2 separate regions of the Homo sapiens genome follow, and region 2 is linked to region 1. A link is an interaction called in ENCODE POLR2A ChIA-PET data of the cell type or tissue named here. Cell type or tissue: MCF 10A. All regions are shown on one strand.

The links. ChIA-PET counts read pairs that join two places held together with the same protein. Peaks named below come from ENCODE experiments on the same cell type or tissue, not always from the same donor. Only the 100,000 strongest peaks of a DNase experiment are listed, where the experiment ranks them.
Region 2: POLR2A ChIA-PET joins it to region 1 with 15 read pairs; 1 of 35 experiments calls an interaction of 5 or more read pairs at or near these places.

The regions. Positions count from the first base shown.
Region 1 is chr5:82,147,282-82,149,781 of GRCh38, reverse strand. The region is part of intron 3 of ATG10 (autophagy related 10); the gene reads right to left. Among named protein-coding and RNA genes, the nearest start is that of RPS23, 130 kb to the left of the region's middle. In MCF 10A, no CTCF peak of the experiment used is centred here; a DNase peak (open chromatin) is centred at 1,411.
Region 2 is chr5:81,754,371-81,756,870 of GRCh38, reverse strand. No RefSeq gene overlaps it. Among named protein-coding and RNA genes, the nearest start is that of SSBP2, 4.5 kb to the right of the region's middle. RefSeq lists a cis regulatory region at 1,980-2,065. In MCF 10A, no CTCF peak of the experiment used is centred here; a DNase peak (open chromatin) is centred at 1,360.

The sequences.
Region 1 (2,500 bases):
CCTTAAAGGTCTTCAAGCCAGGAGAATATGCATTTTCTCTGAGAATAGAAGGAAATACTTTAAATCATTATCAGCTAAAAATTTTTAAATCATAGCCAAGATTTTCAAACTGTCAGTGTAGGCTTACAGCATGACAGGCAGGCACAGGACTCTGGGCAGCAGAGTAGTATTTATAAACAAAACAGTGAAAAAAAACAAACAGTAGTAGTGTGGTTTTAATAAATTGGTAACATGTTCCTCTTACTATAATAAAATGCCCTAACTTTAACATAAATTCTAAAACTTGAAAAAAGTGGTTAATAACCATATGAAAGTCTGCAAAAAGACTGTTCTTTAATTCAAGATCCAAGTTCTGTTTGGGGTCCATGTGTTAGAATGGGCTACTCCGAGAAGCTGACTTTGATGTGAGTGTAAATAATCTATTTGGAAAGCGATTTCAGGAGCACAAGTAAGGGAATAGGGAAGTGAGACAGAAAGAAAATACTGGTATATTAGTAAACAGCTTACCACTGGGGTAGAACTAGATAAAAGTAAATACGGGGTATATTAGTAAACAGCTTACCACTGGGGGCAACCAGGGCTGCCCTGGTTGCCAATATGATAAGCAAGCTTATGAGATAAGGCATTATTATTTTACCCAAACTGAGTCCTAAAGATCTTGGCCACACAATTTGCCTAAGGTCACAATTAGTAAGAGGCAGAACTAGAGTTTAAAGTGTATATAACTTTAAAGCTCGTATATATTTTGGATTTGAGTCATTAGCATAAAAAGAATATCTGGAACAACTAAAGTAGATGAAAATTTCTAATAGGGAAAGAAGATAAGGCCAGAGAAAAATCTTGAGAAATGCCATATTTCAGAGATAGGTGGAAAAGAGGAGCCAGCAATGGGAAGAGCTTGATAGACACAGAAAAAATATAAAAAGATAAAAATGACATGGAAATCACAGAAGGAAAGCTTCCAGCAGACCATGGTCAATATCTTGCATTTTACAGAAAAATGAAGAAAGATAATCTGAAGAGGCAATTTGGATAGATGTTTCAGCTGTCACCAGCTGAAATAAATAAATTTCAAATGCATATTGGAAGAAAATGCAGAATTGTAAAGATTGGTATGAACTTGTGGTGAGGAAGTGTCAGTATTAAGAGTAGATAACCCTAATGAGAAGTTACACAGAAAAACAGAAAAACTACAGGTAGCTTGAGGGGATATAAATGTCAAAGTAAGAGTTTTTAGAAATATATATTCAATCTGGGTTTATCTGTATGTTGAATGGAATGAGTCAGTAGAGAAAAAGAAATGAGGATGCTAAGAGAGATTCAGATTTCATGATGCAATAGGAGATGAAGTAAGTGGTATAAGCATATAAAAAGAAGAGATAATGCTTCTCCTGAGACAGAAGTGCTCTACAGTGACGCAATTCCAGATGATGTTCTAGAACATGATGTTATTGTGCCTGTGGGCAGCTGGAAGAGAATCAGATCACTGGATCAGAGGTCAAAATATTAGGTGAGTTCTCTTGATACAGAGCAGAGTTCACCAAAATTTGTCTCTAAAGGGCCAAATAGTATTTTATTTAGTCTTTCTAGGTATAAGGTCTTTGTCACAACTACTACTCAACTCTGTCATTATAGCATGAAATCACTCACAGAAAAATAGGTGTGGTTTAGTTCCAACAAAACTTTATTAATAAAACAAGCAGGTGGCTGGATTTAACCCAAGGGCTGTAATCTGCTGACCCATGATGTAGAAGACTGAGTGCCTTACAGACCAATCCTGCTACAAATAACAGATATAAATTCTAGGAAGAAAACCTATTTGAGGCTTTGGAGATTTAACAAAAATAGATTTTGAAGAGGAGTCAACACCTGGAGCAAGTGATTTGGTTTTTGCAGTTTTTCCCTGGAGGCAGCTGCAATGGTGGTGGTGTTGGCACAAGGACTGGGGGAGGGCAGGCAGCAAAAACTCTTGCCATCTTTCTGACTGGAGGAAACTGGGGGAAAGAGCCTGGAAAAACCATAGGTGCTAGAGAATGATGCAGATGCCCAAGAAAGAAGACAGCCAGAAGAGGACAACCCCAGATTCTATGTTTAAACTCAGCCCAAGTCTCTGGCTGACTCCTGAACCATGTATGTGTGGGGCAATCTGAAAGCAGCTTAAAACTCAGGTTAAAAGAGCTGAATTGAGTTCTATGCCACTGCCTACTACAGGCAATGACAGTTTGCAATTTGAGTCTAACTAAGCTATTGATTGCAAAAATGAAAACATCAACATTATTTTTTTTTTAATTTAACTTTTATTTTAAGCTCAGGGCCAGGCACAGTGGCTCATGCCTGTAATCTCAGCACTTTGGGAGGCTGAGGCGGATGGATTACTTGATGTCAGGAGTTCAAGACCAGCCTGACCAACATGGTGAAACCTTATCTCTACTAAAAATACAAAAAATTAGCCAGGTGTAGTGGTGAACCCCTGTAGTCCCAGTTACTCGGAAGGCTGAGG
Region 2 (2,500 bases), 390 kb after region 1:
AATTTAGGTGCAAAGAAAAGAACATGAAGCATTTGAAAAGCATTCGAAGACAATGACACTGTAAAATTATTTTTCTGATGAGGAATCTGACTGTACATGTATCACCTAATGGTATATGATGGTGCTGGCAGGTGGCAATTGCCACCACAGAATACACATAAATCTTAAAAAACTACTGTACTTACTGTACTGCAATACATAGGGCATAGGCCAGTTGGTTTCAAAGACTTGTTGAGGAACCAGCCCTAACTCCCAAAATTTGTAGTGTCCTCTATATCTTTGACAAGCGTATATGACCATGGTAAGATTGTTTATACCTTATAGCTTATGATTGGCAATGGCAATATTCAGCCCTTGTCTTAAGCAGATTTCACTTGGCATAATGTATTTTTAACCACTTATTTTAAAACTATCTAAAGGCAAACAAAATGCAATAGTAGTATAATATGTCGTCGTCTTCCTTTCCTGCCATACTTGGTTAAGAGGATCTGATTATGTTTGAAAATTATGAAAAGCAAATGAAGTAGGTGTTTTTTTTCTCTGTTTCCATTTCTAACAGAAGGAAATGACACTGCCTGGAATGCTGCATAGCCTCCCTCTTGAGACTGGGGCTTTTGTTAGCTCCAAGAGTGCAAAGATATCATATTGGCATAACCTTACTAGGTGAAAAACCATTGTGAAGATTTAGGAATGCACTAAAAAAAATAGTAATACTTTTGAATAAAGAACACTCTTTGGCACACTTCCTATTACATAACTCTCAACATTTAATGACAAAAATCCAGCCAGTGAACATGACAACACTTGGAATTTGTTTTGCAAAATGCTACATACAGTATATGAAATTGCCATACATGGTAGCCCTGGTTTTTCATTTTTCATCTTCAGCTTATATATAATTCTTTGTATAAGGATAATTTTATTTTATTCCAAGTCACTAAACTTTACATTCTTGGTAGTGCTAAAAAAGACTAGACCCTCTAGGGCTGGAACTCTTTGGAACTGGCAGATCTGCACACCATGTCTCCTAACATATTGGTAAGTGTTTATGAATATGTAAATTGGGATTTAAAAAATCCAGGGCAATAGGTTATGGAAACAGTCATTGCCTCAGATTAGCTGATGTTAAACCAATAATAGTGTGTCAAAAAATGTTAATTTGAGGCCCAATTTCATTTATTATTCTGGTGTAAGTGACTAAATTGCACAGTAGCATAGTTGCAATGACTATTCATTTCATTACTTTGGTACATGGCATTTGAGCATTTTGTGAATCTGAGCATGCTGGTCTCTTCTGCCTGGGAGTGAAGTTTCACAAGGTAATCTGAATGACAAACATCTCAGAGCTTGCTCACATTCCTTGGTGGAATAGTCACTTCTGAGAGAAAGAGGTGTGGCTTCGTGGTCTGGGAAAAGGACTGCCAGCCAGGAACATGGAGTTCTTCTTCTGGAACTAGTTCTGTTTTCTTTTTGGATCAGCTAATGCTAACGAATATATCTAGAACTCAGTTCACCCAGTTTAAAAAGCTGGTTAGGGAAATCTAATTAACTGGGATGTATTGAGTAATAATGAATGAATATCTGTTAAACGATTTGAAATGAAAAGTGGTATGAATGCAACTGAGTTATTTGTATAAACTGATTAGTTTTATGAAACAAATAAATAATAGAACAGTTTTATTTTTGGGGAATATTACTCTAAAACAAGAAAATTTATTTTAATGTTTAGTTTATTTTTCTAAATATTTTTATTTCTAAGTGGTTTTAAGTTAATAAGCTAAATGTTCTGTATGATGCACATAATTAAATTCATGATTAGCTTCCATTTAAACATAAAGAGGTGGTCTCTTTGTTGTATATAACAGGTAAATCTTTTCTGAGGTCTCATGCACTGTAAGAATGTAGACATTATTAACCTTAATGTTCTACAGAAAAAAAAGTTAGGATCAAAGAAATGTATAGTCAATCTAGAGCTTGAGCAGGGTGGCATAATGAACTGCCTGTTTTAAAGTGATAAAGACTTCCAAGAATTAGATGTAGGTTCCAGAAAGAGAAAATTGTGCACACGTGTCCAAACGAAATGGGGGTACAGATGAGGGAGACCTAATGATTGAGTTATTGTGATGTTCTATATCTGAAAGAGTAAAGTTTTTTTAAAAAATCAACCTCAATTCCAAATGTTCCATTCTGGTGACATTGCTGGTCAGGGTTCCCCTATGCCAAATCCAGGCTCCCCAAATTCATCAATCTCATATGTGGGTTAAAAAAAAAACTCTAAAAATACATTGTGATTCTCTACACTAGGAAGCTTTAAATCTCCAATCTTTTCCCTTTTTAAAAAATGAAAACAAAACAATGGATCTTCATTTTTGTGTCTGGGATCTCAAATTTGGCTCTGAATATGTGTTTCAAATCTCATTAATTACAATATTGGTCCCAGGAGATACAGTTGCTGATGCAAAGAACACTCTTTGTACTCAACATAATTTGAACAAGGGCA